Linked DNA regions of Homo sapiens: all the other regions are linked to region 2. Evidence: chromatin loops called from intact Hi-C (ENCODE). Cell type or tissue: mammary epithelial cell. All regions are shown on one strand. Region 1 has its middle 17 kb from the start of LINC01698. Region 2 has its middle 3.5 kb from the start of MIR205. Region 3 has its middle 120 kb from the start of LINC01696. Region 4 has its middle 6.6 kb from the start of LINC01698.

Region 1 (5,000 bases), 81 kb before region 2:
CAGTATGTAATGGCAAATACCACTTTACCCCCGACTTTCCCTCAAGGAGCTTACTGTCAAGATGAGAAGACAGGGCAATGCTTCAAGTCACAAGTGGTGACCCTAGTTTGCCTGACCTTCATCAATAGATAGGTGGGATGACACAGAGTCACTTGGACCTAAGGATGTCCTGAAAAGGCCCAGTGAGAATTCATCAAGCCTCCGGTGTGTACTCATTTTTTGTTAGTGTTGGGCAAATGGACTGTTTGCAGAACATTATCTTAAAGCCAATTAACATCTTAGTGGTCAAAGGAATTTTCCATTTGCCTCTTGGATATCCAATCCCAGTCCTCGCAAGAGGAAATTTCAATGCCTACAAAAGCATAATGTTCAATATAGCACTGGAATTTAAACCTGAACTTCACTGTCAAAATGTAATATTGTCATCCTTTGCATTGCGGAATTATTTCTACTTTATAAAGAGTGTTCTATTTGGAGACTATCTCATCTTCATAGAATTTAGCCATAGAATCAATTTCCAAATATAATTTATTAACCTCAATTTACACATGAAGTAACTGAGGTCCAGAAAAGTTGTTCAAGACCACACAAAAATGGTGAGCAGAGGCAGGCCTCAGACCCAGGGCCCTCCAACTCCCTATCCAGGCAGGGATATGAATGTGTCAACTGCAGTCATCTGACATCAAGGTAAGAGGATGTGATTAATGGCTGTTTGCCAAGTATCCACAGATCCTAGGAGAAAAACACATTATACAAGTGCAACATATTAAGCTAATTAGTACAAGGGAAATTCCTTGAAGATGGCATTTCAATCAGAAGCTCTCTTTAGAGGTTCCCCAAACAGTAGGTAGCTCTGTAAAGCCAGTTTTTCCCGTGGTGCAGAAATCATAACCACAGTTTGGTCATGCATCTCGCTCAACACAGAGACCTGAATAGAATAAGAAACTGCTTTCAACTCACAGCGAGATGGGTTAGAGACTGAACATTTGCCCTAAACCTGCTTCACTGTAAATAAAACCAAGCTTTAACTCCAACTAAGGCTGGGTACTCTGGACAGGGGAGATAATGTAGAAATAATTGACGGTGATTTCCAGGAGAGATGGGGGCAAATAAAGGAATGTTTGTTGAATACCTACTGTGTGCTAGGCATTTTGCATGGATCCTAGCACTTCGTACTCACCACATCTTATGAGGAAAGGACGATTGTATTCTTCTAAAGGATGAGGTGGTCTTGCAGAGGTTAACAAATGTGCTCTAGGTCACATAGGCAGTAAGTAGCAGGCTCCCAACCTGCATCCAAGTACATCTGACCAAAAGCCCACGTTTTTCCCATTCTCAAGTCTAAGACAAGCCAGTCATTGAGATGATGCTGAGAAAGAACAGAGTCACATCTTAGAGAGAAATTTACCTCTGGCCATAATTTTCCACAGTAGGACCAGCTATATAACATATATGGAGCCCAGTACAAAGTAAATATGAAGGACTCCTTGTTCAAGAAGTATTAAGAATTTCAAGACAGTGACAGCAGAATATGAAATCAAAGATAGGGACCTGCTGAACACCAGGCAACGTACAACTGCACAGATTGTATGGCTATGAAGCTGGCGCTGCACCACTGAATCTGAAGGAATGAACAAGTGAGAAGGCAAGAGTCTTGGAGTTGGGGATGAATCTGGAAATTCATCCTCTGAAACAACTTCTGTGTGGTCCACAAGAGCCTCATATCTCACCAAGGACCTATTCACACACGTGTGAGCACGCGCGCGCGAGCGCACACACACATACAGGCACACGCGCTGCCTAGGGGAACTCACAGATCAAGACTGATAAAAATTACACGGCAAGGCCCTGGGGGCAATTGGAATCCTTTTTCTAATCTCGGGAAAATTCGAAATAGCATCCCGGTGACACAGCGAATGAGAGAACATCACCCCTATTGCAGCTGTCACTTGTATCTGCAATCTGGTGAATTATAGAGATTAGCCACGTCCAAGAATTACTGCACTTTTTGCATGGTTCTGTGCATGGCCCTTCTTAAGGTGGAATTGCTCAGGTTTGTACTCAGCCTCTGGAGAAGACTTAGGAAGTTCCGTGCTGCCACCTAGTGTTCAGAAGCAGGTGCAGGAGAAACCGCTGAAGGCCTCACTACTTCTGTAGGGGCTGGAGCCTTCCCAGAAGCCACGTAGAAGAACGCTGCAAAGCTTTCCTGGGCCTCAGGCAAGCTTATTTTAGAGGTCGCATCCTGCATTACTTCAAAGACACTAAAATGCACCCACATCCCACACTAAATAAATTTACATGTAGCTAAGAGTTGAGTTGCTTTTGAGTTAGTTGGCATGTTTTGTAGACAGTAGTTAAACATTGGTTTTCTTTTTGAATTATGGAGCCAATGTGAGGGTTTTTTGTTGTTGTTGTGGGGAGGAGGGCTTTTTCATATTTTCCTAAGAAAAATATTTGAAAAGCTCCTCGGCCCTAAGCTTGGTGCCTTTACTGGCCGCTACAGTAAGTAGACAGGAAAGCAGAGGAAGGCCATAGAAGAGAAAACATTGGCGATATTTGCATCTGGTTGCCTCTGGGGATCAGTCCACTACAAGCACTAGTCTTTAGTTATGTCCATGTAAAGTTGCAGCCTTGGGCTGCTGAATTTATGTAGAAGAGTCACAGGCAAACTGTGGCCAGGATCTATCACAACTTAGTATCAAGATTGTTTTTTATTTTATTTTATTTTTATTTTTTTGAGATGGAGTCTCGCTCTGTCACCCAGGCTGGAGTGCAGTGGCACAGTCTCGGCTCACTGCAAGCTCCGCCTCCCGGATTCAAGCGATTCTCCTGCCTCAGCTTCCTGAGTAACTGGGATTAAAGGCATGCACCACCACCACACCCGACTAATTTTTGTATTTTTAGTAAAGATGGGGTTTCGCCATGTTGATCAGGCTGTTCTCCAACTCCTGACCTCAAGTGATCTGCCTGCCTCACCCTCTGAAAGTGCTGGGATTACAGGTGTGAGCCACCGTCCCCGGCCCCAAGATTTTATTTTAAAATAACAAAAACAAGAAACTCCTGGTCAGGTGTGCTGCCTAATGCAATTCCCAGAAAAGGCCCCTGTCCTCCCACAGCTCTGTGAGCTGCTGACAGGCAAGAAGCCAATGACAAGTTTCATGTCCTTCCTTCCCTGAATCCCTCCAGGGAATGAAGAGAAGAGGGTGTGGAGAATGACTTTTAATTACATCAGACCATAAATGCTGAAACCCCTTGCACAGCTCTTGGAACAGAGACACAACATGCAAATGTTAATCCCCTGCTTCTCCCGCCTGGATTGTGCCTCTGCTTAGCAGGGACGGGCAACTCCTTGGTATACGAGCACAGAGGCAAAACCAGGAGGTGCAAACATAACCAGCTTCATTTAAATGAGGACAAACTGGAGCAGGAAAAGAACCGGCAAATTCATGTTGGAAGAAGCTAGAGCGGGCATAGCTAGCAGCCTGCTCTCTCGCACAGCTGAAGGAAATCTATGTGGATCACCTTGTTACTTATGGATGGGTTTTATAATCCTGCACCTTTGTGGATTTAAGATTTCTGTAGATTTAGGGCAGGGTTTTATTCTACCAATTAGTCTTTCTTTTCCTCCCTCCCATTATGTGTTCTTCAAGCTCTTTAATTTTATCTTCAACTGCACTGGCCGAGACCGTTTCCCCCATTAACTATTTGTGATCACAGTTTACTGCAAGCCTGCTTGACCCAGCTTATATCTAAGGATTATGGGGTCATGTGATTCAGAGTTGGGAGAGAATAGAATCCAACTCCCTCCAGAGCCAGAGTCTTCTTCCCAAGGCTCTTTCAGACCCTGCCTCAGTTCTACTTCTTCAACAAGGAGGTTGTCACTTTCTGAGGAAGGCTGCTTCCTTTCAGTGGTAAAGAAGCACATCTGCAAGAAAGTTCTTTCTTCTCCTATCCCTTTAAGATTTAAACCAAGATGAGTGAGTGATGCTGTGTTTGGGAGTAGGCATTTGACTCCTTTCTGACACCACTGGGAGCCCCACACGGCCTTGGGCCTTGGCGGATTCCACAGGGAACTGACAACATTCTTTGGAGAGACACTGAAACAACCAGCCCCACTCTATCCTCTCGAAATGCCTCCAAGGATCCCAGACTTTTGTGAAAGGAGGTAGTCGAAGGACTCTAGGGACGCTTGAGCCTAGAAGACGATGAACAACCTCTTTCTTACACTTGAGTCAGGGCTCAGTTCTGCTCTGAGATCCTGCAACTCTTCTTTGTAGACACCAGCCAATGGCACTCTTGAAATTTTTGAAAACAGGATCCTACAGAGACTTGTGTGTATATCTCCACAGACCAAGTATTAAACTACCACTTCAGCGCCATGGTTCTTTGTGATTTTAAATGTGGGTGAGTGGGTGTCCAAGTGCTGAAACCTCAATTCTAGGCTTCTGAAATCTAGAAGGAATAACCATCTGAGTGTGAAGGAAAGAACACAATTTCTTTAAACTCTACACCAGCTGCACAAAAAGAGAGAAGAAAACTAGAAAATTAGCCCTGAGTTTCTGCATCAGGTGGAAGGTCAGCTTCAGAGAGTAGACTGTAGCTCCTGGAATTTGATCCTTCTATTCAAAAGCAAGTGACTGTGGGCTGAGTAGCTCCTGGGCTTGGTGCTACTCAAGGGATATAGGAATGCGCAAGGTAAGCACAGATCCCTAGCATTCCCAAGTTTAAAGAGAAGGAAACAATTAAACAACTAAAAATAGTCTCGAAACCAACTTTACGGAGTAGTGATTCTTCATAAGGAGGATCTCTTAGCCTACTGCTGATTGTGCACATTCCCCAACTTTAACTATGGCCTAAGAAAGATTGTCCCTAAACCAAAAGCTCTTCCATGTCCTACTCCTCCTCCACCCAGCAGAGCCCGATAGAGGGCGGTGATTTTACAGGCCTGAGAAACGTGTTGTGCTCATTTTCTACTGCTGCTGTAACAAATTGCCACAAAT
Region 2 (5,000 bases):
TTCTCTTTACAATTCAGTGTGATTGGGTGTGCGTGTGTGTGTGTGTGTGTGTGTGTGTGTGTGTGTGTGTTACTCCATGTTTCTCCTTTTTAAGGAAGGAGAAGGTGTGGAACAAGAGAAAGTTCCTAAGTCTGAAGGAAGTCCAACCCAGTTATGAAGGGAATGCCATCCACAAGCCTTTTTTATAATTGGCCCCTGCCTCAGGTAAAGGGGTCTCCTTTAAGGAGCCAGTCTGGCTAAATTGGCAGATTCTGAACAAAGCCTGGCCCTGACAAGTCTTCAGAAAAACCGGTTTTCACCTCCAGAATGTGCCCCAGGCAGCAAAATACAATAGCTCTCCTTGGCTGAGTGGTGTTTTTCTTAGGAGCTCACTCTAAAGGAGATTCCAGCTTTGCAGATGGATACCGATCACTTGAATGGCCAAGCCCTGCCCCCCAGCCAGTGACCTCTGAGGGGGATAGGTCTCTTCACCTTCCCCCAACCCTTCCCTGGTTTTTGACCCCTGAGGGTCCCAGATTGCCAGCAGGAACTAAAAGGAATAAACCTTTCTCCAAAATATTTTTCTGTGTCAAGTTAATACAGATTTAAAACCTAGTTTCTGTCACCCCCACCCCTTCATTCCAAGACCCACAGGCAACAAAAGGATGAAGAAGCCAAGCCACAGGCATTTTTTAAAAACATGTTTACTCATAAAAATTGCGTAGCAAATCCAACTGTGGGGTGCTGTTTGTCCAGCAAACTCCTAGTTAACCAGCAAACACCTCCCATTCAAGGTCTGAAACAAGCCCTGAGATCAGAACAAAAAGCACACGACAGACACGATGTGGCACTTTTATTTGCAGCTTGGTTTGAGCCCTATGACCTGGAATCTTTTTATAGGAGATAAGTGCTTGTGTATTTATGTGCCACCTGGCCCAGGTGGAGGCAGGAACCAAAATGGCCAACAATGGTGACCAGAGGGTAGACTGTCAAACACTAGCCAGGGCACAATGCTGTGACTACAAAAGGTTCTACCTGATGTGCTGTTGGGTTCCCCCACACCCAAAGTCCCATGCAAATGCTATCTTCACAAGAGAGGCACAGGGCTTGGTATTTCTGGCACCAAGGTCTGAACTGCCCACTTCCTCCCACCAATGCAGCACAGATTGCTTATTCCCTCTTGCAGAAAAAGAAAGCCCCAAGCCTGGCCCAGAGCAGCTTGCCAGGGAAGCCAGTGTGTGCCCAGAGCTGGAGCAAGCTGCTCATCCATCTTCTATGTCCAACCCCCACTCTTTTATGTCTCATGTCTTCATTGCAAAGCATGACTCGCCAAAAACACAACACAGAGAAAATGGTTTCATCAAAATTCCCTTGCAACAACAACAACAACAAAATAATATTACCCTGCTTTCATTATTCACAATCTTTTATTGAGGCAAAAGGCAAATATCATTGAGCCAAACCTGGATAGACAAATATATACAACCACTGGTAATTTAATATTTTGTGCTAATGGTATACACTGTAGATACAACCCAAGAGGAGTAAATTACAATCCTATCAATAATATATCGCATCCGGGCTCCAGTTTCCCAGTACACGAGAAAATGTGTATTGGCAAAGGCTCTCCAAATATTAAAAGCCATGCATATAATGAGGCAGTGGGTACAGAAGCTAGAAACTCCCACAGGACTGTGCTGTGGTCTTTGTTATCAAGGCCCTTCGGGAGGAAATAGCCCACATCAAAGCTCCAAAACCTGATGCTAAATGCAGACATCCCATTCACATTCTCAGCCGATCTCTAGGTGAAACTTCAATCACAGAATAACCTATAATCAGGGCACCAGTTTGCAGACCGCTTGGAGCACTGCCCCAATTTGGACACCTCAGGTCTATGGTAGATGCCCAGGTTCTGCTGGGGTGACCTGTGGTGATGGACAAGGGACTCCAGAGAGTCCCAGTACAGCTGGCAATATCTGAGAGACCATGTGGCTTTGGAGCAGCCTCCCCAACTTGTATGTGATCCTCCAAAAGAAAAGTGGGAGGAAAAAAAGGCAAGTACTGATGACAGGCAAGGAGCCAACGAACTGCAAAGGGAGACAGATTTACTTTGAAATTTAAAATGCCCCACTTACTAAATTTTTGTCAGTGGATCCAAATTCCCTTACTCCCCACTGCAAGAGAAGCAAATGACAGTCTTACCTAAGAGCAGAGAGGAAATATTTCTACCACAGTAACACTAGTAATCTGGACAAATAAGGTTAATGTGGGCAAGAGGGCTAGTTAGTGCCACAGTCACATGCTGGTACTCCCTTGATTCAGGGGATATTTGAGGAAACTTACAAGGCAGAAGGGGCAGTCTCTTTCTTGTCTCTTTTTCACTCAGCCCCTGGAAGAAAAAGGAGAGGCCGAGGAGGGAAGGGAGGCTGTCAGGGTCTCTCAGGCAAAAGGAACAGGAGGCAGACAGCAGCCCCAACCTCAAGCTCAGAGATGAAAAGCCCTGGCCAGACACCAGTTCATTAGTGGAAATAAAAGCTTCCTAAATTGCAGGGAACTGGCTGGGCTTTCTGGAGAGACACCTACACATCAAAGAAAAATAATGTGAAAAATTCTCTTTGTCTGGGGACAAGAAGCAGCATCTGGGAGTCTCGTCATAGCCTCCCTCCCTCCTCCCCACAATCTCTCCACCATCCGCCTTCAAATCCTGGGAACCTTTTGGAGGGGTGAAGATGGCCATTTTTCCTGCTGCCTGTCAGATAGCAGGGACCGGTGGGACACCTGGTGGGCAGTGGGGGAAATACAGCCACATTGGACCTCAACGTCACTACCCAGGTCTAGAGAGACCTGTGTATTCTGAGATCATGGGAAAAAACAAGGAAGGCATCTTTCTAGGGGATGTGACATTGAAGTGGACTTTAAATGTAGTAGCAATTGACTTAAATTTCTGCTATTTTCAATTGTGTTTGGGAAGAGATGGGTGGCTCAGAATAAATATAAATAAATAGAATCCATAGATAAACAAATACACACTATAATGTTTAATGCAATTCCCACATTATTTAAACTTTACTTAAAGTCGCATTGAAAATAGACACTATCCCAGTGGACTCACCAAGCCAAACACCTGGAAGAAGTTCCCTGAAGATAATCCATAGACGAGAAACTCTCACCAAAGATAATGGAACATTGACTGCTCAAGGAGAATACTGAGGAATTTCTTATTTGCACCCAAGAGGTTGCCAAGAGCAGCCCAAAGCTTCTGAGTCAGCATGTGAAGTGGTTAAGAGGGGATCAAATTAGATCTGCTGCCAATTTGATATGGCTGTGGGACTTTGGGCCAGCCACTTAACCTCTCTAAGACCCAATTTCCTTATCTGTCAAATAGAAATAATGATAATAATAGCAAGTACTTACTAAGAGCCAGACACTGCATGCTTTGTGTATATTAAATCATTTAATGTCTCCAGCCATTTTAAGGTATGACTGATATTTCTGTTTTATGGAGGAGAGAGGGTAAGGGACCAGCCCAAGATCACATAGCCTGCGAGTGGCAAAGCTAAGATCCAACCTGGGCTCCCTGACTCTGGAGTTCACACTTGGAGCTACTACTCTATCCGATCTCTTAATGATAGCATGAGAATTAGGTAAGATAATGCATGCAAACATGTTAGCAAGTGCCTAGGCCTAGTAAATTTCTTGCACTCAAAAATATTATTGATGATGGTAATCTCAGTATCAAGTAAAAGTATCTTCGAGAAGCTTGTCTAGTGCCCACTCAGCTGGAATAAGTAAGCATAGGCACACCTTTGGCTGCCAGAAATCCAGCATTAAACTTACTGTGCCATTTAGTCACACCTTCAGGCCAACCTTAACTTTTATCACAATTATCTCCTCCTCCCATCACCTTCCTTTTAGGAGAGTTTTCATTGCTTTGTTTACCTTTACATTTAGTATATGTATCATACTGTAGGAGCCTTGAGAGTTTTCTTTTTTAAAATTGTCATAAGATCAATGAGAAAGATACAACAATTTTTCCAGGGTAAGTGCCATTTCAAATTTTTACTTTATTTTTCTGAAGGCAGGTGAAAAGTACTGGTGAGAAAGAAGCTGGTGAAGAGCTAATAAAGAAAAAAAAAGTTGGTTTTTTGTTTGTTTGTTTTGTTTTTGTTTTTTGTTTTCTTTTTTGAGATGGAGTCTCACCCTGTCATCCAGGCTGGAGTACAGTGGCATGATCTCGGCTCACGGCAACCTCCTACTCCTGGGTTCAAGCGATTCTCCTGTCTCAGCCTCCCAAGTAGCTGGGACTACAGGCATACACCATCATGCCCGGCTAATTTTTGTATTTTTAGTAGAGATGGGGTTTGGCCATGTTGGCCAGGCTGGTCTCGGACTCCTGATCTCAGGTGATCTGCCTGCCTTGGCCTCCCAAAGCGCTGGGATTACAGGTGTGAGCCACTGTGCCTGGCCAAAAAGAAAATTCTGAGCACATAAGAAAGTAGAAGAATCAATAGAAATCAAGCAAGAAATAGCAAACCAGTGATCAGGGAGGAGGATGCAATCATGTTGCTGTGGCGTGGGCACTGAGCTTAGCAATGGAGAAGCAGCTTCTTGATGAAGCCCCATCCTGTGGGTTCCATCAAAGAAATTTCCAAAGTTGAGGCAGCTCTGACACCAGGAGTGTCATCCCCAGACTGGAGGTCACTCCCCAAGACCTTTCAGAGATGAGACTGGGGACCGTTATGTCACCTGGACCCCTTGGACACCTGGCTTCATATTACCACTCCCTCCTTTAAGTATCCAGCTAATTTTAAAGTATGAAGTTCTTGGCTGGAGAACACTCACCTGGCAAAGTTGCCAACATGAGGGAGATCCTCACCTGAAAATAGACAAAAAGCAGGCCAAAGGAGAAACTAAGACATTTTACGGAATGAGTTCCTTTTGTCTCATTACCTTACCCTGTGACCATCTGCCTTCTAAGAAGGAAGAAAGCCTTGAACAAAGAAAGTGTCCCTTTTAATAAC
Region 3 (5,000 bases), 230 kb before region 2:
GTACATAGAAAGTATTCAATAAATGCTAGCTCTTATCAGTGACTTCAACATTCTGATTGAGCACTCAAGTCCCTGGAATAAAATAGCACAGTAAGACAGGTGCAGTAGCTCATGCCTGTAATCTTAGCACTCTGGGAGGTGGAGGCAGGAGGAATCACTTGATTCCAGGAGTTCGAGACTAGCCTGGGCAACATAGCAAGACTCCAGTCTCAACCAAAAAATTAAAAATTAGCCAGGTGTGGTGGCACACACCTGTGGTCCTAGGTACTCAGAAGGCTGAGGTGGGAGGATTGCTTAAGCCCAGGAGTTTGAGGCTGCAGTGAGCTATGATCACACCACTGCACTCCAGCCTGGGCAACAGAGTGAGACCCTGTCTTTAAATAAACTAACAAATAAAATGGTGCATCTGCACACAACCTCCCATATTCTTTAAATCACTTCTAGGTTACTTATAATAACGCAATATAAATGCTATGTAAATAGCTGTTACACTGTATTTTTAAATTTGTATTATTTTTAATTGTAGTATTATCATTTTATTGGGTTTAAAACAAATATTTTTGATCCAAGTTTGGTTGAATCCACAGATGCAGAACTTGTGGCTATGGAGGGCTGACTGTCCTTAAATTACTAAGTTAAAAAGATTTTTAAAAATTTAAATAAATGCTAGATCTGCAGTTGTTGTTGTCGCCTTTCAATGGTAAACTGCTGTTACTTACAACGCTTCTGACACTAAATTTGTGTGTTTTTTTTTTTTTTTTTTCCTGACACTATCCAATTCTCTAAGCATCTGGACATCAACTGGTTGCCCTTCATCCCAACTCAAGTCAGACAGTAACTACGCAGAGTTTGATAATTTGCTGGAATGGCTCACAAAGTGAGGGAAATATTTACTTACGTTGACTGGTTTATTATAAAGGAATAAAGGATACAAATGAAAAGCCAAATAAAGAGATACATAGGGTGAAGTCCAGAGGGTCCCGAGCACAGGAGTTTCTCTGCCCCCAAGGAGTTGGGGCACATCACCCTCCCAGTATGTGGATGTATTCACCAACTCGAAAGCTCTCAGAGTATTATTATTTAGGTCTTTCACAGATGTTCCATGAAGTAGGTATGATTGATTAAATTATTGGCTATTGGTGATTGAGCTCAATCTCCATCCCCCCCTCCACTCCTAGAGGTTGAGGGATGGGGCTGAAAACCAAATCTCTAATCACATGGTTGGTTCCTCTGGAAATCCACCCCATCCTGAAGCTATCTAGGTGCCCACCTATAGTCATTTCATTAGCATAAACTCAGGAATAGTTGAAAGAGGCTTGTTATGAATTACAAAAGATGTGCCTATTATCCTTATCACTGAGGAGTTTTAGAAGCTCTCTGCCAGGAACAGGAGAGAAAGACCAAATATTTATTTCTTATTAGTGGTTGTCCAACTCTTCCTGGGAAGCTCAGATATGCTGCAGGTGCTGAGTCTACCATACAGGAGAGAAGGCAGTGCCAGACTGGCAGTACAGGACATCCTAAAGTGAAATATTTGTCAAGATGGACTGAGACCACTGAAGGTGGGTCCCCTGTCTTCAAAAGCTATAGGTGCCCCAAAGGTATGATTATCATTCAGCACAACCTCCCGGAGTGAGGGGTTAAGGGAGGGGAGGATTTTATATTCTGTTTGCAACCTCCTGGGCATCCTCCTTCTCCCTCTTCAGTCCTTTGTCTGTTTACTCATCAGAGCCCAAAAAGGAACAGGGAAGCAATCTGGTATTATGACTATAACTGTTTATGTTTCTTAATATTATAATCATCATCCAGATCATTTCTGTTGTTATTCTTACTTAATGTCTAAACGGCCCACAGGGCTCTCAAGATGTACACAGTGGAGATGCCGGTTAAAACTGTGGTGGGGCCTGGCCGGGCGCGGTGGCTCAAGCATGTAATCCCAGCACTTTGGGAGGCCGAGGTGGGCAGATCACGAGGTCAGGAGTTCGAGACCAGCCTGACCAACATGGTGAAACCTCGTCTCTACTAAAAATACAAAAATTAGCTGGGCGTGGTGGCACGCACCTATAATCCCAGCTACTCAGGAGGCTGAGGCAGGAGAATCACTTGAACCCTGGAGATGGAGGTTGCAGTGAGCCGAGATCACATCACTGCACTCCAGCCTGGGCGACAGAGCAAGACTTCATCTCCAAAAAAAAAAAAAAAATTGTGGTGGGGCCTGAAGTCAGGCCCCTGGGCTGGCAGAAGCAGCAATGACAGTCAGTCTCACTCACTCACTGCACCGTGGGCTTCCACCCACAGCTCCTCATTCCTAATGCCAGCCCTTCTCAGAAATGATCTGTAAGTGATCTGTAAGTCCTTTCTCAGGGACTTAAGGGAATTGCAAATTTATTCTCCTGCCACTAGGTGGCAGGCAACACGATGTGCATTTTCCAAGGAAGATATTAACGACAGTCATAAACGGTCCCCCTCTGTCTCCAAGTATTTATTCCCTATAATAAAGTCAGTAAATCTCAAGCTCATTTCTGATTGCAAGCCCAACTTGCTCCATCTGAGAGCACCCCAGGACTGCCTGCTGTAATGTCTGCCATTCAGGGATTCATAATCACAACTCTGATAATAGCAAATCCTTGTGTCTATGGCATTTTATAGTTTACAAAGCACTGTAGGGTTGGTAAAGCTCTTTTGCATGCAGGATCTTATTTGACAAGTGAATGTACATACACACCAAGCCCAGCCATAATGCAACTTCATTATACTGATGAACAATGCATACACAATGTCCTGCTGATCCATTTGCATCCACTTTATATGGAAACAGTTGCTACAGAAGGTCTTGGAACCAATGGCAGTATTTTAAGGTACTCAACTAGTGATAGGCATCACTTCAGCTCAGTGTCTCTGGGACCACCATGGGGAGGTCAGCAGCTGAAAGGCCAAAGCTTTTGGGCTGGGCACGACGGGTACAGCATCTCCTCATTTGGTCTAGTAATGCCACATCATAGAGGTCTGGTTTGTTCTTTTTTCACAAACAAGAACCAGCTACATCTTGTCATTTGCATATAGCCAGCATGAGTTAAGTCACCCTTGCACTCTGGAATAAATTAATTCGTTCAAGAAGGGAATGAATCCTGTATATGTGAGTGTGTGTGTGGCGTGGTGGCGGGGGGGCGGATTTGGGGGGATTGAGGGTAAGAGAATTGAAAATCCACTTGTCTGAGATTATTTTCATCTGTCTCGCAGTTTTATAACTCTTTCTGAAAAGGTCTGATTCCTTTTATTAACAATTGTGAAGGCTTTTCTCCCAGGCTGAATTTAAGAGGCCAACTCTGCATAGGCAGATAGTGATACATTGCAGAGCTCATCGTTTTCTGTTGTGAACTACAAATGGCACACGTTTGTATTTCATAAAATCAGCATAAAAGCAAAAAATGTATTGGCTTGGAGAGTGAGTTTGTCCATCAATGTAATATTCCTATTAGTGCAGCTCTTCAGCTGTGGAAAAAAACCACATTGTATTCCAATAATTAAATAGAGCAGGTGAGTGTTAGGACTTCCACATTAGAAACTCTCTAGTTACACATTGCATATATTTTATTATAGGGCTGGAGGGAAATGAATTTTGCATAATTTTCCGAAAATCCTCACTGCATGTGGAGGCTACAGAAAGCCATGGCTGTTCCCTTAGACTGATGTTTAATCAAGTCCCTTCCTCTCCAACCGGCCACTGAGATGATGCTGTTCAGTCTCCCTGGGTCACCCACTGTCCCAGGCCTCTCAGTGCCAGTCTCAGATACCTCTGGTAACATGACTTGCTATTTCAGAATGCAAGTTGCATAGCAGGTGCAAATTCTGTGATGGAACTTGCAGAATGGACAGAGCAAAATCTCACCAGTTTCATTTCATCTGTGCCCAAAGCAGACTTTATAAAGCAATAAAGACTGAATGTCTAAGGACTTAAAAGAAATGTGCTGTGTTATCATCAATTTATGAAACTCCCACAAGGAAGCAGGCATGATACAAAACATACAAATTGTATCGTTGTTGCCTCTGGAAGTTTAAATGGCAAAGTACAAAATGTTGAAATTGGATATTACTTCTGTCTCACCTCTTTCCTCTCTCTCCCTAACCTTTTTTTAAATTTTCTCTTTTGCCTTTGAGTTTGAAGGGTTCCCTCTGGCGACTAGAGCTTGGCGAAGACTCTGAGTGTAATATCGTAGAAGACACCGAGGTGTGAGCCACTTCTAAATACTGGGTCGGGGCTAGGGCCACGAGAGGGGAGTGGCGAGAAGTGTGTGTGTGTGTGTGTGTGTGTGTGTGTGTGTGTTGAACAAAGGGGTGCAAGTTAAATGGGGCTAAAAAAGAAGGAAAACAGATGGAGATATTGACTAGGCTGTGTTCACTTTGTTTCTGCGATACATCCTCCCTCCCTACCTCCACATTACCATCCAACCCTTTGGGAATTACTGGCCACAAGGACCTTTCCCTGCTTTTGGACATAAGCCTCATACTCATTGCACAAACTCTCCTCTGTGTTTAGAATGTGTCAGGCATTACGGAAGCAAGGATGACAAGGGCATGGCTCCCACTCTTGACAAGATCCTAATCGTGTGCTGAAGACAATTCTGCCATCCCAGTACAGAAGAACATGTTCTACAAGGACTGAGCGAAGTGCTAAGGGAACAAATGCATCTGTTCTGAGTGTCTGGGGCAGCTTCAGAGGACAGGGGACATCTTATAAAAGGCTGAAGGAGATAAAGAAATTCTGTAGAATTCTGGGCAGAGAAGACATACACGTAGTACAAAAGCAGAAAATTGCTCAGCCTGTTTTGAGCGATGATAAATTCTGTTGAAGAATATTGAAAATAAGAGTTGTAAAAGTTGGTTTTACAACTGTTTTACAACAGTTGATCTTACTGTCAATTGCTTTATATGCTACAGTTAGCCGAGTCCTTTTAATTGCAAGTAACAATACCCAGGCTGGAGCTCAGGTTTGGGACAGG
Region 4 (5,000 bases), 70 kb before region 2:
CTTATTCCCAGGGAAGCAGCATTTTACAGCAGGGCTTAATGGTCGTAGAATGTCAAAGGGGTTTGCATATCTGGGGAGAAACAACTTGACCCACTCAAACTCGGTTAGATAAACCATGCAGCTGATGAATGAGACTGGCCCAAGCCCTCATTCCTTTCCTCTTTCTGATCTGCCTGCCTAACAATGCCAATACCCTGACTTCTGTTCCCTATGGGGGTGAGCAAGAAGCAGCAGGAGTACACCTCAGCTCCAAGAGAATATGCCACCTGAGCATACACTGTCCCCACACCGGCCAGCTCCTCCCCTTCCCCACCCCAAGCTGATGAATCGGGTTTGTTGACATTTGGGGCCTAGTCCCATGAACAAAGCTAAATTCCCTGAAGCGCGCTGTCTCCCAAGACCTTTCCCTTGAATGCTACAGCATCTGCTCCTGCCAAACCTCACTCCCATGTTCCACTTCCAAAAGGGGAAAGCATATGGGCTGCTATTTTTTGCCAAAAACTGATCAGAGAACAGAACTCAGTTCTCATAAAAATTGCACAGTACCTACTTCTCTTTCCTTGCTGACAATAAAAATGAAACTTGAGTTCAGGGAGCTATCTTTCAGGAAGGAAATATTTTTCATTCAGATCCAACTCCTAACTCTGTCAATTCTCACCTGCTCAAACATCCTGACTGCCAAGGGAAAAGACTGTAAATAACTGAAATTATAATTTTGTTAATAATTATATTTTATACACAATAATTTCTAGATATTGTCACTGAAATCCATTGATAATTTGAGAAACTTCCTTACAGAGGTAGAAAGGAATCCACAGTATTTTTTTTCTATTTTAATTACTCACTGAATACAATCTGAAAGTGTTTAATTATTAGATTTATGCCTCAAGATGAGTTCAATGGTAATTACAGGATGTCTTTTTTTATTCTAATTCCAAATAATTAAATCCCAAACACATTAGATCATTATGATTATAATTAGAATAAAGGTGTCTTACATTTGAAACCAAAGTTTGGCTTTTTGTTTAACCTTTTTTGTACCTCATCAAAGGGTAACGCCTTGGAAAGAAATCTGTTTCAATCTCTCTAATGCTGCTTTAAAAGAAAATTTTAAAAATTGTCTGCAGGAAGGCTTTTCCATTGCAATATTGGCAGGGAGAAGTGAGCACTGAGCCTTCGGGTTGCTTGAGTTTCCAAGGCATGCTGACTTTCTACTGCCATTTGTCGTCCTCGGACACAGAGAGAACTCAGAAACCAGGCAGTAAGGTGACAAAAATGCAGCGGGAATATCAAGGCAATCAAGGGAGAGGATCCGTAAAATAATCCATCACCTCCTCCCACCCCAATTTGTCAATCAATTTGGGGGTAACTTTTTCTGAGCTCCTCTACATTAAAGATAAATGGATGAAGATGGGCTGGGATTGGTTAGAGACCTTAGAGAAAGCCACACAGAGACCAGAAAATCTAAAGCAAAAATTCACAAAATAAGACCTCTGACTAAGGCTCAAAAGGTCTTTTATGCTTGGGCCCAATAACTAATTGAGAGAAAATATGCCCATATTTTTGGTTGTGTTGATAAGGCTGTTGAAACCCTTGCTAGGATGGCTCAAACAGCGTATGAAGTTAGCTTATCATCCTTCAGGTATCTTTGCACCAGGCTTTGGGATTTGGGAATGGGTAAGGGTAATACTTTGTGGTTTCAAGGGGGAGTTGCAGGATGAAGGTTCAGGAAGGAGAGGAGACACACCTTTTTAAAAAGAATAAATAAACGCATATGTCTTCCCCTGCCTGGTAGACAGGAGGAGAGCACTTGCTTATTGGAAAGCATTTGAAGGATAGGGAGGTGAGAGCCTGGGAGGAGGGAAGCAAAAAAGCTATAAAGAGAAGGCCAGAGAGCAATCCTAATACTTAGAAAAATGTCACATTAAAACCTCAGCTGCCGGTGGCTGGAGGGAAAGGAGTTCCAGACAATAGCTGAGGGGACAAGTTGAATCTTGTGTTCATTCCTGTGGTTAAAACAAGTCTGTACGACCACAAGGAAAATTCCATTCTCCTCAGACCTTAACTCCCTGCTTACCTGAGCTGCAGAGACATTTTGTTGAAAGGCTCCTTAAAGTGGGAACTGATAATGCACAAAGGCCTGGTGGCCCTCCTTCCTTAACCTTTCTTCTGTGCCTGCACCTTCACATCTTAAGAATTACCTCCTTTCCTTTGAGGGGCCTGATAACCACTTTGACTACAGTGTAAAGAATAAAGCAGGGTTCAGGAAAAGAACAAGCCCCCTCGACACCTTCCCCACTCTCCAACCACAACCTACACTCGTTTTCCAAACCCTGAGACCTGTAGATGGCAAATAAAATTTTTCACTAATTCAGTAAGTGCTTATTGAAGGCCTATAATGCTTCAAGCTCCATACTAGGCATTTACAGAAGACAACCAAAATCAAGCTATTATGAAGAATGTCCAAGTCAGGAGGCCCAAGATATATGAGATTCCATATGCTGCTGATTGTATGACAGACACAGTAAATGTTGTACATTGTGACCATTGAATGCAGTTGTTTCCCTTCCTTTTTGGGGGTTTTCATGAGTCCAGCTGACAAGTGGGCTGCCTGCTCAAATCAGTCCAGCCAAGCATTGCTCTTCCTCATCCAAAATCCCAACATCTGCTCCTTTCTTCCCTCCCATACAAGCCTTAGGTCACCTTGCTCTCCTATTAGAAGAAGGAGATTATCAATAATTGTCCTGGGTCCAGGGGAAGATGGAAAACGAGTTTCCTGTCTTAACTCCTTTGATTCCTACTTCAGCAAGTTCTGATGAACACACCTAGGAGAGGGAGAATCTACTCACAGAGGCATGGATGATGGTAAGATCAAGCATGTCCCCACAGTGAGAAAAAAATAACATCAAGAGTATAATGCTATAGGCCAGGCACGGTGGCTCATGCCTGTAATCCCAGCACTTTGGGAGGCCAAGGTGGATCACAGGTCAGGAGATGGAGACCATCCTGGCCAACATGGTGAAACCCCATCTCTACTAAAAATACAAAATTTGGCCAGGCGTGGTGGCATGTGCCTGTAATCCCAGCTACTCAGGAGGCTGAGGCAGGAGAATTGCTTGAACCAGGGAGTCACAGGTGGCAGTGAGCCAAGATCTCACTACTGCACTTCAGCCTGGTGACAGAGCGAGACTCCATCTCACAAAAAAAAAAAAAAAAAAAAGTGTAATACTATAGAAAGCAGGTATGTTTGAAAGACTGTGGCACTTAATGGAGATTGTAACTTATTTACAGTTGAACTGGGAGAGATCTGTGACTTGACGTGTCCTCTGTATTCATCTACAAAACTTTCCATACACCCCAATATGTGTTTCATAATACACAAAGAGAGCTATAGGAACTGACCAGTGCCCTCAGGGAGCTTATGGCAGTGATGTGCTGGTAAATTTTAACGATCAGTTTTTCAAGGGAAAAAAGTTCTGCTTTCTAGCTTTGGCCAATTTCCATGGTGTAAATATTCCCGCAGTGGCTGATTTTTAGAAACCAAGAAGGTATCACTGAGAGAGGAGATGGGAAGATATGTGCATAGTCAGCTCTTCCTAGGTGGTATGAGCTGGCTCCTGAACACCAGTGGCTTAAATTCTAGTATATTGATACAGATAAAGACAGGATACAAAGGCAGCACCTCCTGATCAATTGACTGATTGACATGGATGAAAAATCTTTAACCAAGACTCAAGGAAGAACATACTTTAATGGTAGCAGGGCAAATGATGCTAGGTGAACGGTATCTGACTGTATTGCCCCTTCTGGTTCCTCAGAAGCACAAAGAACCATGGGAAAGACTACAAAAACTTTGGAGAGAATCAGAATCAATCCTCCACCCTGCCTCTTAGAGAAAGGGAAACTGAGACATGCAAATGTGAAGTGCTTTAGATTGTCTTTGCTTCAAACATACCATTGTCATGGATAGTTTTGGTTTCCCTGCCATTGGGCTGAGGTATTGGGCAGAAATGTTGCCAATTAACTGCATGATTGAAACAGGAAATCATTCAGAATTCACTGGGGCTCTCCAAGCACCCGTAGAGGACAAGTGACTGTCTGTACAGCTGATGGAGAGTGGGTGAAGGTACCACCAGCATGAAGGCACAGACTCTGTCTGAATTTCTTATTCAGTAACTTGCCCCAGACGTAAGCCTTCCTGTAGAATAGAAACAAACTGAAAAGTCTGCCAGGCTCTGGCTGGCTTAGCCTTTGAATCATTGGTGAGAAATAAGCTCTGTCTAGGAAGGGAAAAAAAATACATTCCCCTGTGAAGAAACCCAGCAGTAATTTTCTGGGCGGGAGAACTACTGCTGCATCTCTTGGGCAAATGTAATGGGATAGCAAAGTCTTTGGTGCTGAGGAAGCTCCAGCTCCTTTCTGCCTGTAATTCATGATCCCTGAGACAATTATGAGCAATGAAAAGGCATAAGTCAAAGGAACATCGAGCATAGCTAGATTTAGGAAAATAACACATTACATTTAAATATCCATATATATTTAATCTGTGTTTAATAATGCAAGGAATGCATTAGTCAAGGCTTAGGCAGATTACACATTTACGTTAGTTACAGAACAGCCTGGCCCTCTGATGTTCCCCAGCCTTGGCGCCACAGGAATGAAAACTTCTGGAGGAATGGAGCGTGTCATTGCAAACCTGGGGCACTGCGGAAATGCAAATGGAGAAATTGCAAAGGTCATCACAAAGTCAGGCTTGCTGCAGAAGATAGCACTGTGGGTGAACAGGAGATACCCAAAGCTCCAGCTTCTGGACTGACTTACTCCATTTGCTACCTTCTGTAAGGCACGGCTGGGGGTAGGAAGTAATGTCATAGAGAAACAGAGGGACCAGACTCTCTATTCCAGCTGTTGTTTTATCTCAGATTTTCTCTCCTATGCTTAGACTTTAAGCCTAGATGACCAGATGGAGAATGGCTGCCCAGGCCGCTAGGGAAAATCAG

The links. Hi-C counts contacts between places; a loop is a spot of excess contacts. Peaks named below come from ENCODE experiments on the same cell type or tissue, not always from the same donor. Only the 100,000 strongest peaks of a DNase experiment are listed, where the experiment ranks them.
Region 1: it touches region 2 in a loop (9-fold over the local background); 13 of 110 quality-filtered maps call a loop at or near these places.
Region 3: it touches region 2 in a loop (8-fold over the local background); 17 of 110 quality-filtered maps call a loop at or near these places.
Region 4: it touches region 2 in a loop (4-fold over the local background); 12 of 110 quality-filtered maps call a loop at or near these places.

What each region holds. Positions count from the first base shown.
Region 1 is chr1:209,352,398-209,357,397 of GRCh38, forward strand. No RefSeq gene overlaps it. Among named protein-coding and RNA genes, the nearest start is that of LINC01698, 17 kb to the right of the region's middle. In mammary epithelial cell, a CTCF peak has its summit at 2,107 (motif pointing left); DNase peaks (open chromatin) are centred at 2,074 and 3,194; H3K4me3 peaks cover 130 bases; H3K27ac peaks cover 2,069 bases.
Region 2 is chr1:209,433,122-209,438,121 of GRCh38, forward strand. No RefSeq gene overlaps it. Among named protein-coding and RNA genes, the nearest start is that of MIR205, 3.5 kb to the left of the region's middle. RefSeq lists enhancers at 1-450, 451-1,050, 1,649-2,246. In mammary epithelial cell, a CTCF peak has its summit at 2,754 (motif pointing left); DNase peaks (open chromatin) are centred at 340, 730, 1,120 and 2,720; H3K4me3 peaks cover 118 bases; H3K27ac peaks cover 2,759 bases.
Region 3 is chr1:209,200,613-209,205,612 of GRCh38, forward strand. No RefSeq gene overlaps it. Among named protein-coding and RNA genes, the nearest start is that of LINC01696, 120 kb to the right of the region's middle. RefSeq lists an enhancer at 1,966-2,465. In mammary epithelial cell, a CTCF peak has its summit at 2,405 (motif pointing right); no DNase peak of the experiment used is centred here.
Region 4 is chr1:209,362,947-209,367,946 of GRCh38, forward strand. No RefSeq gene overlaps it. Among named protein-coding and RNA genes, the nearest start is that of LINC01698, 6.6 kb to the right of the region's middle. RefSeq lists an enhancer at 2,664-3,164. In mammary epithelial cell, no CTCF peak of the experiment used is centred here; a DNase peak (open chromatin) is centred at 1,985; H3K27ac peaks cover 4,268 bases.